2 separate regions of the Homo sapiens genome follow, and region 1 is linked to region 2. The links are chromatin contacts, found by Hi-C or POLR2A ChIA-PET in ENCODE. All regions are on one chromosome and are shown on one strand. The core of a region is the stretch at or near the end of the contact, and the rest is flanking DNA. Distances in the headings are between cores, read along the strand shown.

What was found. A loop is a pair of places that touch in the nucleus more often than their neighbours do. ChIA-PET counts read pairs that join two places held with the same protein, here RNA polymerase II (POLR2A).
Region 1: a map of PC-3 shows a loop between it and region 2 (6-fold over the local background). The contact joins the promoter of SCHLAP1 here to the enhancer-like site in region 2. A Hi-C loop is called at or near these places in 2 of 168 maps with a recorded cell type or tissue (MCF 10A and PC-3). POLR2A ChIA-PET finds 5 or more read pairs at or near these places in 2 of 52 experiments (OCI-LY7 and PC-3).

What each region holds. Positions count from the first base shown.
Region 1 is chr2:180,689,063-180,694,828 of GRCh38, forward strand. SCHLAP1 (SWI/SNF complex antagonist associated with prostate cancer 1) reads left to right here and starts at 3,042. Exons shown (of 6, transcript NR_104325.1): 1 at 3,042-3,379.
Region 2 is chr2:180,518,037-180,524,378 of GRCh38, forward strand. No RefSeq gene overlaps it. Among named protein-coding and RNA genes, the nearest start is that of SCHLAP1, 170 kb to the right of the region's middle. Within about 2 kb of position 3,340, at least 2 of the 41 ENCODE cell types and tissues checked have a DNase peak (open chromatin) inside an H3K27ac peak, as active enhancers do; they include PC-3, where a contact is called at or near this core.

The DNA.
Region 1 (5,766 bases), core at 1,792-4,291, 170 kb after region 2:
TTTCCCCTTATGAATCCTCTGGGCCTCCCAAATGTTTTCTTTCAATCTATCTAGTATATCATGAATAATGGGTAACAGTGTTATAGGGGATGGTTGGGCTTAAGGCCCTAAAACTATTAAAATGAATATAGTCGTATGAGTAGAGAAGACAGCATATAATTTCATAGCATCAGGGCATTCTTAAGACACCTGGGCTATTGTCTGCTTTTTTCATTTTGTCCATGTACATAAATGGTTCATACAATATTAGTTTTGGTTAAAAATAGCTTCTAACTAAAACAATAGACTTATGATGAAAACGAATATGGGAACTTGGATATCTATGGCCAAAATTCATCCAAATCAAGTAATAATAGTTTTTAAGATGATAAAAAAATTATACAAAACTAGTTCCTAAACACACACACATACACTGCCCTTTAATATTATAATTTTGTTTCTCTGAATAGAATTGAAAAGAACACTCAGCCACATTGTTGTAACATGTTGGATCCTATTATTTTTAGGTTGCTAACCAATACCAATTTGCACCAAAAGAAAGAGTTACAATTGATGAAAAAAATTAAACAGATTCAAGTTTGATTTTATCACAGTTTTAATCCCTTTAACACAATATTTCATTTTTTTATGTCAAACACCCATTGAACTCTGTTTTGTGGATGTTTTGTTAAAGCATATTGTCCTGACATTTAATGCAAGCAAGTCATTGTTAAAGACATCTCAGTGTATCCTGCCATTATCTCTTCCTTCTGTTAAATGGTCACTGGATACATCAAGTCTACCTCAGAGATGGCTCCAGAATGATGGTTATCTGTCCAGATATAGGCCAAATGAATGTCTGTAAGGAATCAAGTCATTTTTCAGAAAACAGCACTACCCAACTTCAGCTCATGAAAAGGTCCCAAAGTTTTTCATAGACATGATTACTGCCTGGAAGTTTTTCAAAGCAAGAATAATCAATAGCCCAAAAGAACCCCAAACTGAGCCTCAAATCTCCTCTGTTGGTAATGCTAACGTGTATAATTAGGACATAATGTATTTCTGTTAAACTTTGTGCATGATTTGAAGATGCTAATGATAAGAAGTTCTATTTTGGACAACTGTGTATTACTCCTGGATTAGCTGGAGATAGTAGATGCAGTAGATACCCAGTGATGGAGACTGCACAACATGGTGTCCTCCCTCAGTTGCTTTAGGGTCACACAAGAAGACACAGAGCACATGGACGTTGAACTTCATGATAAAATACAAATTGTGTGATGCAAATAGCTAAGTGGTTGTGCATAACAAATACTGAACAAACGGATAGAAAATGGATTCCAGGGAGTTTGCAGTATCACTCACCATGGTTGGAAGAGGGTATTGGGGCTCAGTCAATCTTAAAGTTACATGAACACTTTTTATTTGATACCAGATGTAACTGAACAATGTTCCTTTTGATGTATGAGGCCAACCAAAATATCACCTCCAGGTTTTCTTTTCCCTTTAATGCAGGAAATTTAATTTGGTAGGAAAATATAGGTCTCTTCTCACCTTCTTCAGTTTCCTCCCTCCCTCCCTTCCTCCCTCCCTTCTTTCCTTCCTTTCTTCCTTCCTTCCAAGTCTTAGTACATATATAGAGAGGCATTCTGGCCATTAGTTTTTCATGAAAGTAGTTTATTCCTGAATCATAGGCTGTTTACAGTCATTGTACAGCTTGCATATATTTATCTTTAATCATCAGTTGCCTGGGAAATGATACAACATAAGATGTTGGTATGAGACAGATATTCTTCTCTCTTCCATTGTTCTCTCTCTCTCTCCCTGTGTGTGTGTGTGTGTGTGTATGTGTGTGTGTGTGTATTTATAAGGAAAGACTGCTGCTGTGTTAAATAATCAGATGTAATGCTTATAAGTATTTTATATAGTATTTCAAAACACAGACCCATAGCCAAGGAAAGTATTCCCTGTTATGATATTGCTGCTTAACAGTAAACCACTAATAGTATCCCTGAATCCCTGGGTGGTATTAGAAACAAGTCAGCACACCTGAGCTAAGGAGAATACATTTAGGTGGAGTTATACTGGATTTCAGCCCCTTGTTTCTCAGAGTCAAGGAGAGGGAGATAAGACAGTAAAATATGGCTTTTCAGTGGGTCATTTTGAGAGGTGACAGCGTGCTGGCAGTCCTCACAGCCCTCGCTCGCTCTCAGCGCCTCCTCTGCCTTGGCTCCCACTTTGGCGGCACTTTAGGAGCCCTTCAGCCCACCGCTGCACTGTAGGAGCCCCTTTCTGAGCTGGCCAAGGCCGGAGCCGGCTCCCTCAGCTTGCAGGGAGGTGTGGAGGGAGAGGCGCGAGTGGGAACCCGGGCTGCGCCTGGCGCTTGCGGGCCAGCTGGAGTTCCAGGTGGGCGTGGGCTTGGCGGGCCCCGCACTCGGAGCAGCCGGCCGGCCCTGCCGGCCCCGGGCAATGAGGGGCTTAGCACCCGGGCCAGCGGCTGCGGAGGGTGTACGGGGTCCCCCAGCAGTGCCAGCCCACCGGCGCTGCGCTCGATTTCTTACCGGGCCTTAGCTGCCTTCCCGCGGTGCAGGGCTCGGGACCTGCATCCCGCCATGCCTAAGCCTCCCACCGCCTCCATGGGCTCCTGTGAGGCCCGAGCCTCCACGATGAGCGCCGCTCCCTGCTCCACGGTGCCCAGTCCCATCGACCACCCAAGGGCTGAGAAGTGCAGGCACAGGGCGCGGGAGTGGCAGGCAGCTCCACCTGCAGCCCCCGTGCAGGATCCACTGGGTGAAGCCAGCTGGACTCCTGAGTCTGGTGGGGACTTGGAGAATCTTTGTGTCTAGCTCAGGGATTGTAAACGCACCAATCAGCGCCCTGTCAAAACAGACCACTCGGCTCTACGAATCAGCAGGATGTGGGTGGGGCCAGGTAAGAGAATAAAAGCAGGCTGCCCGAGCCAGCAGTGGCAACCTGATGGGGTCCCTTTTCAAGCTGTGGAACCTTTGTTCTTTCTCTGTTTGCAATAAATCTTGCCACTGCTCACTCTTTGGGTCCACACTGCTTTTATGAGCTGTAACACTCACCGCGAAGGTCCGCAGCTTCACTCCTGAAGCCAGCGAGACCACGAGCCTACTGGGAGGAACGAACAACTCCCGACGCGCCGCCTTAAGAGCTGTAACACTCACCGCGAAGGTCTGCAGCTTCACTCCTGAGCCAGCGAGACCACGAACCCACCAGAAGGAAAAAACTCCGAACACATCTGAACATCAGAAGCAACAAACTCCGGACACGCCGCCTTTAAGAACTGTAACACTCACTGCGAGGGTCCGCGGCTTCATTCTTGAAGTGAGTGAGACCAAGAACCCACCAGTTCTGGACACAATTTCAAGTCCTCAGGGTGAGTTTTCCCCAGCTGAGTGAGAATATAAATTAGTCACAGGAGTACCCTGAATCACTGTTTGGTTGGACTAGTTTTTCTAGGTGAACACTGTGCTGGCTGTGTGGCACAAACTCCTGATTGGTCAGACTGAAATTTCCTTGCGGAAGAAAGAGGAGTATGTTTTTATTGAATCCTATTATTTCTTAACTCCTAGGACAGACTTCTGCACAGTAAGGGCCTATCAAATATACCTATTAGGATAATTATATTAGCTTTTCAGAAGACAGTTACCAGGACTGTGTGATTTGTGCTTTTCTATATTTTTCCCTTTGTGCTTAGCTTAAATCTATTTGGCAATGTTGGTAGTGACTTTCTTGAATACTGTAAGGTTCTATGAACATTAATCTAGCTAATTTTATTTTATGCCACAGCAAATTCTCAAAGCAGAATATTGGTCTCGGCTGGGCGCAGTGGCTCATGCCTGTAACCCCAGCACTTTGGGAGGCCGAGGCAGGTGGGTCACCTGTGGTCAGGAGTTCAAGCCTGGCCAACATGGTGAAACCCCATCTCTACTAAAAATTGGCTGGGCTTGGTGGTGCCTTTAATCCCAGCTACTTGGAAGGCTGGGTTAGGAGAATTGCTTGAACCCCGGGGGAGAGAGCTTTCAGTGAGTGGAGATCATGCCACTGTACCTCAGCCTGTGCCACAGGAGCGAAACTCCGTCTCAAAATAATAATAATAATGGTCTCATGATACTCATAATAGTGGTAGTTTGTGCTCTAAGACTGTCAATTATTCTGTAATATATTTGTATTAGGTTGAGGAGAAAAGAATTTGGGGAATCAGAAGAAAGAAATAAAAAGAAGAAAGGAGGCGGCTGAAATTTCAATAGGTCACCCAACATCATCCGTTCCTTGCAGCAGAAGCTAGTATTGTCATAGAGGAAGACACAAGAGTAGGGAAAAGCAGGAGTCTGTAAATCAAAAGAGCTCTGTCCTACTCCCAGTGAGCAGTGCAACTGGAAGAAATTCTAGAACTTCTCTATGCTCCATTTTCTATTTTAAAAACATTTTTTAAAAACTTTCTTAATTATAACACAACCATCTTTTTGAGTATAATTTTTTTCTTCACAAAGTACTAAAGCTACTAGTTAAGCTTCCTTTGTGTAAGCCTCAGAACAGGAAAGTTCTGTTGACAGAGCAATCTCTTTATTTTTTTGTTTTATTTGCCTATAGGATGACATCTTAAAAATCTCAAAAGCAGAAAAACATAGCTGAGAAATGAACAGCTTATTTAGTCTAACTCATGGGAAATGCAGCTAGCACATGTTATAAGACTTCTAGAATTTGTTGATTCATGTGAGCATTAATGATCTTTATTTGATTTTAAAAATGAAACTTTCATTTCAAGCTGCCAAGCCGAAACATTTGCATCCTGTACAAATGAGTACTAAAGGCCCTTTCATTGGCAGATTATTGGCTGTGCTATGGAAATGAGAAGATTGACTCTATGAATATTGTATCTTTAGCTGTGATCAACTCATTCTGAAGATGACATGACATGATATGACTGATCATAAAAAATTTATTGGTCTATTTTCCAAAGTTTGTTGAGTTACTTTAAAACATAAAGTTATATTTCCCATTTAAGTTTCTTTCCTTTGAAAACTACAATGAATCTTTTTCTGCAAAGACAGATCTTAAAAAGGTCAGCCATTTTTAGCCATTCATGCAGAAGTACATCTCACATTGACATCAAAATGGAAAATATTTTAATTATTTCTTGTTTCACAAATAAAAATAATAATCATTGGACTGAGAAAGGTATAAACAATTTCTGGTAAACTTTTGCTGAGAAAGCTGTGAGAAATGAAACTATCAGGGTAAAACTTATAATACCTGCTTAGATTTCAGACATAAAGTAAATTTCCCAGTCATCATTTTAAAACAGCTGTGAAGTTCATTATAAATAATGTTATAAATTATATGCGATAATCTTTTTTTTTTTGCAATTGTCAGTGTGTTTATCTCTTGTGATCCTTCTTTTTTTCCAAAATTCTATTAGCCCTAAGGAAATGTTTACATTTTGTCAGAAGCTGTTGAGACTAAAGTTTGTGGCTTTTTAACATATACAATGTTAGCATTATTCTTTGTTCACTGAACATCCATAGCTCTCCCTGTGACAGGCTGTCAAGAAATATGTCTCTGAAAAGACAGGTTAGCTCCTCAAAGACAATCACTGATGCAATTCTAAACGATGTTCTACACCCCACCAGAGTGCCCCTTACTGTTCTCGTGTGCAGTGATGTGATGTCTGAACTATTTGTTTGCTCTGCCATAAGATAGCATTAGCAGATGTAATGTGAACAGATCACTCATTTGCAGAAATATTTATGGTAGTGCTTT
Region 2 (6,342 bases), core at 2,090-4,589:
AGAAAGCCATTTTTATTTCACTGTGCTTCAAAATCATAACCCTCAAAAGCAAAAGGACAGAAAAAAATGAGAAAAGCAACACAGGTGGCATGCAGCAAACATGAGCAGAGGAAGATTCTGTGTTTTAATCAATCCACAAACTATCCATAAAACTTCCTGTCCCTTTAAATCAGTTATATTTAATCCTTCCTAATTTCTGCAGCTGCCTGGCTACCTTCACTCTCCCAAACACATTTAATCTGATATGATATTAACAATTTTATTAGTTAGTGTTATATATCTGAATTTGGGTGTTTGAAGGGCTTAGCCTTGCTATGGGTTGAATTCATCTGTTGAAGTCCTAACTCCTAACACTTCATAATGTGCACTTATTTGGAAATAGAGTCATTGTAGAAGCAGTTAGTTCAGTTAAGATGAGGTTTTACTAGAGTATTATGGTCCCCATTGTCTAATATGAGTGGTGTCTTTAAAAAAGGGGGAAATTTGAGCACAGAGGAAGACATGCGAATAGGGAGAACATGCATGTGCAAAGACAGAGATGAAGGTGATGCTTCTACAAGCCAAGAAACATCAAAGATTGCCAGCAAGCCACCAGAAGCTCAGAGAATGGCATGAAGCAGATCCTCCCTCACAGCCTCAGAAAGAACCAACCCTGCTAACACCCTGATCTCAGACCTCTAGCCTCTAGAACCTTGGGAAAATACATTTCTGTTGTTTAAGCCACTCAGTTTTGGTACTTTGTTACAGCAGCTCTAGCAAGCTAATACGTGCTCCTAACATTTCTGGGAGGAAATAACATCACTTATCTGGCTTATGAACTTCTCTTACCCCATTCATACCCCTGGTACCATCCTGGTTGGCCTCCTCCTGGGTTTCTGTCTCTTACTTCTGCCAAAAGTTCAACGAAGGTGGAGAGGCAAGGTTTATTTGCTGTGCCCCTACATCTGCTTGGGTCTTAAATCTTAGTTCTATTCCTGTGAAGCATTACAACAGTGAGCATGGAGCTGGCCACATGCACATAATTGTGTCACTTAGCCTCTGTGTTGTTAGTTGACCAGATTATCTAGTTTAACATATTATGAACACATAGGACAATAAGGCTATGATAAGAAGTAAATATTTGTGTGGCTGTAGGCAGCGGTATATAGTAGCTATTATTTACAGGCACAGAAATTAATATGGAAGAGAAATATATTTTGCTATTTAAAATAGCATTAACCCTAGACACTTATGATCACTTCATTATGAAGTTAATTAATAAAAGCACTGTAACTTTTAGGGGCATCATTTTAATGATTTATTTATATGGACTTTCACAATTAAATATTTTATTCCCTGTTTATAGACCATGATTATCTCTTCACACAGTAGTTTTGTCTGCTTACAACAATGATTTGGATTCTCTTGAACTCAGACCTTGATGAATCATTCTCCTAGCTGTTCTCTGTAGGAACTGAGTCATCACAAAGAGTATTTGTTCATGAAAGGGCATAAGTCAGCAAAGGGTGTTAACTATTTTGGGATCACCTTTCTGAAAATCTAAGAAAAGCTAAGGACTCTTCCCCCTTAAAAATGAAAATTGTTTATTTTCTATGTAATTGCAAGTGTTCACAAGAAACATAAAGTTTATAACTAAATTCCCTAGAATTCTAAGGGCTCCATGTTAAGAATTCCAAAACAATATCATCCATCCTCATTCATATGCCTCTCAGGGGAGAAAAGGGCTGTTTTCCACCCATGAAAAGAACAGGTAACGAAGAACTGAACTGATAGAATCAGCATCTCAGAAAAGATTTTTTTTTTAAACTAAGTATTCAGATTCTCTAGTGGATGTATCCCAAGGAAAAACAGCCACATTTCTCAGGATGGATCTTAGCAAAAGAGACTATTGTGCTTAATTGGCACCAGGAGTGGATTTGGTCACACACTACTTCCAGCTTTTATCTCTGAAGTGGTGTATATTCAGTGGATCCACCTGTCCAGCATCAGCTTCTCTTTCTTCTGATGATAATACCCTATCTTCCCTTTTGAGGGCCCAGTCTTCTCTAACTCGATTCATTTGGTTCAGTTATGGCTGAATCCATCTCAGCTCCAGAGTTTGGCACATAATTGAAAGCTGGCTTGTGAGTGTATTCTACTTCATGCCTATAGTGATTGGTTCAGGGAAGGATCTTTGAGCTAATCTGGGGACTTGTGACTTACATTCAACTTTTAGGTCAAAGAAACCCTCTCAGGGTAGCTAGGCTGTTAGGAGTTAGTCCTGGAGCTGCTGGTGATCTTTTTGTCACACATGAAAGAAAGCATGTCTACTAGTAATGCCATGAGAGAACAGAAAAGATCCAGGAGATGGCAGCCCAGTCCTGAGGGTATCATACCTAGCTGTGTGGAAGAGAACCACTCTGCACCTTTCTCCCCAGAAGCTCAACCCAGGAGGCTGACCTGTGGAGACCACATAGAGTGCCTCTCTGGTTTTCAGATGGGGTTGGGCACTGGGAAGCCACAGCAGAGGTGAGGTGAGGGATTTAATCCTCTGGGTCTCTCTATAGGGTTGTCTCAGGCTGGCTCTGTCAGACTCTTTTCAGGTTCTGGTAACTTCTTCCTCTCATATCATTCGGCTTATAGGTGGTAACAGCTCTTCTGCTAACCCTGGGTTACTGTTCTAGCTCATTTTCATTCACTACTCTCATATCTTCACAATGTTTCTTGTGTATGTAAACTGTTCTGGTTATTTTAATATAAGCGTGCCAGCTGTTTCCTGTTGAGACGCCCAATAATACACCAGCCTTGCCTGAAATCAGCTCAACCTTAGACATTTCATATACGTGAGCATATACATTCCATTTTTTGTTTAATCCATTTTGTGAAGTGTTTCTATCACTTGCAACCAGAAAGAGTCTTGACTAATACAATCTCTCTTAACCCCCTTGGGCCACCTCGTGCATTCTACTTGGGAAATAATTGCTTTAGAAACATGAACAGACACATTATGGGAGCTAAAACTCACTTAGGTTGGAATGTAATTTTCAAACAAATCCATCATGCCACTCATGATCTATTAATCCTTGTCCTGTAGAATTCAAGCAACCACGTTAAAAAATGTGACCCCTACTGCCTGTAGAATTTCAACCAAATTTTTATGCACACAAGTTTCTAGCACATGAAAGTGGTATGAATCAGACCAAAAACATACTTGTTCCAATTAAAAGGTGTGAAAAGAGCAAAGAGAAATGGCCTTTTATATTTACTCAACTCAGCAGCTGAGCAGTTCATTAGCAAATCCTGAAATGCACGTAGGTCATAAGCTCCAGGAATGTGAAGACTGTTTTATAAAGCAATCTTAGAAAGGCAACCTTTAAGTCAAAAGTACTATTCCCTGGTGAGGTTTATTAATTGAATCATTTGTTTACAAAAGGTGAACGTGGCTCTAAGTGACAGTACTGTTTGCACAGTGGCACCAATATTAGGAAAGCTTATGTGTAATGCATTAGTAATGTAGAAAAAGATGCTGCCTGAGTCAGGGGTATTTGTTTAGCACATTGACATCCAGCAACTCCCTGAGCATGAATTGAATTAACTTATTAAAATTTAAGGTAGTCTTTAAAAATATTGCTAATGAGTACAGTGAAGTCAGGATATTTACCACCTTCTCAAACTTGCCAGAGATTTAATGTGAGTCCTTGGCTGAATAATGGAAAAGGTTAAAAAAAAAATGGTGTGGGAGGGTGTTCAGTTCCCCCGTTTTACTTCTTTACTTCTTCTAGAATCAAGGTGAAATTTTACTAGATTTGATTTCTGGAATGAGGACTTAATAATTGTTGTCAGCAAATATTTTCTTTTATTTCAATTACAATTCCTTGTAGAGAATGTAGCAGGAGGAATAAATATACTGATTAAAGTTATCCTTTAAAAAATTTAGTTTTGCCTCATCACTCACCAGTCGTTTTAATTTTCAGTAAACCAGCTCTGAGGTTGAATGAAAAGTTAACACATTTTGATTATTTGACTCCTATAAAATACAGAAATGTTTTTTTATATGTGGAGATAATTCTATGCCCACTGAAAGATGTTTTCCCTTTCATAGAGAATGCCTTTGACAGACCATGCAGGTAGATGTGACTAACTCATAGTGGACTGTGTGTGGAAGAGAAGCGTGCTGTTTTGTGCGAAGAGAAGCAGGCTTACCTTTTCTTTTTAGAGAGCTAGATCTAAATGATAGCGAAGTCTAGGGCCTCAAAAGGAAAGAAACCTAGATCATTGCCTGAATTACTGAGTGGAGGTGAGATGCCCAACAGTTACATCTACCTTGGACTGTTACATGAGCAAGAAATAGAATTCTTATTGCACTTGAGCCATACATATTTGGCCTTCATGTTTTTAAATGTACATTTGGCCTTCTCTAATGAACACATTATACCTTTTAAATCAGACAACCATGGGCCATCTAAGTCTGACCCCACCAGGGAGATAAAACTCCAACATCGATAATAGGGCATAATTACCCGGCTGAACTAGATCCAGACACTGACAGTGTAGAAAATATTCCTCTCCCTCATTCCTTCTGCATGTTCTAAGGTTATGTATAGAAGCATTTGTTTACCAACTAAGGGAGGGGGGATGGTTTTAGCTAAAAGTAAAAACCAATAGGAGAAAGAAGAGGATGGTATGAGGTCTGTTCTCTGTGGGAACAGTGGTTAGGCTGAAAACAACTCCTTTAACTGTCTAGGCACAAGGTTTGGATTTGAATTCTCATAAATGGAGGAGAGAATTAGAAACAAACAGAACTGTTCACCACTGGCCGGAAACTTGATAAGATGATAGATCTAAGTAGTTCTGTTTGGGGCCCAGGAGACAAGACCTGACCAAGAGTTTAAAGGATAGCTAATCTTCCTGCCTCTGTCCAGAATTTAACACTAACCAAGGGTAGCTTTGGGAACACCTGTATACAGGATACTTGGCCTAGACATTGTCATTCTCAAAATGGCACCATCAACAGGAGTAATAGGCAGAAATCAACTGCCCTCCCTGACACAACACTAATGGCTGACAATATTTGCCCATCATTTTTCGGATGTCAAACACTGTTGTAAAAGTTTTATAGATACAGGTTTTGAGTACCCCTAATCTGGAAACGTGAAATCTGAAATGCTCCAAAATCTGAAACTTTCTGAGTACTGACATGATGCTCAAAGGAAATGCTCACCGGAACATTTCAAATTTCTGATTTTCAAATTTGGGATGCTCAAATGGTTAAAATAATGCAAATATCCCAAAATTCAAAAAAAAATCCAAATTTGAAACACTTCTGGTTCCAAGCATTTCAGATTAGGGATACTCAGCTTGTATCTCAACTATTCCTGGTAACATTACAATGAGGTCGTAATTACTAGAGAGGTAGGGAGGTAGTATTATTTCTGCTTTATAAATCAGGAAATGGATACAGAGATTGAGTAACTTGTGCAGTGCCATGTAGCTATGAGTGACAAAACTAGGATTCAAATCCAGCGAGTCTGAATTCAGAGCCTGAGTTTGTAGTTGCTGTACTATACTCCTCTCTACCCCACTATCCACAGGGAATGAGTTTCCCAGAAGCAAGGAAGCCTATTACTAAAATAAGCTTTCCAGTCTTAAGAGATCAACAAGCCCTTCTAGAAATAATCAGAAACACTTGGAGAGGGGATACTACATGGAATTTCAGCCAGGTAGAGGCTGCAAATCATAATTTGGGCAAAAACATAAACACCACCCCTTTCAGTAGTCATGGTCTTGTGAGTCTACGGTACTTCTGCATTTCATTAACTTATCCGTTCCTCTCTAGGTCACAGTCAATATGATTACACCACAAGTAAATAAATGACATAGATTTAAAATACCAGACGTTTAACTGTAGGGGAATAAATTAGAATAGTTGAAGCAGAGTTTCACGGTATTTTTTTTTATTATTAAACAACCTCGGACACTTATATTTAACACAGGAAATAGTAAGGAGAAAGAAGAAAACTGTGTATTAGGACAGTGAAAGAAAAAATGGATTTCTGTAGTGACCAATGCTGTTACTCATCTAACTGTTCCTTTGGGGTGAAGGGTGACTTCCTGCATGAATGTCTTATTTATGTGATTATACATGACTAATGGGGCCAATCTGGCCACATATTTCCCTAGGGAATGGGTGGACCTGGGCGGTTAATTTCATGTGTTGTTTCTGCTGATCAAATTTTTCTCTTTTTGTAGTTGAAGGATTGAAAAATACTTCATTTCTTGCTGTGGATTTTTTATTCTCCTTTTTCAATATTAGGGATGATAAGCCATAGGTGTTTTGAATCCTGGACTTCTAATTTGAGCTGC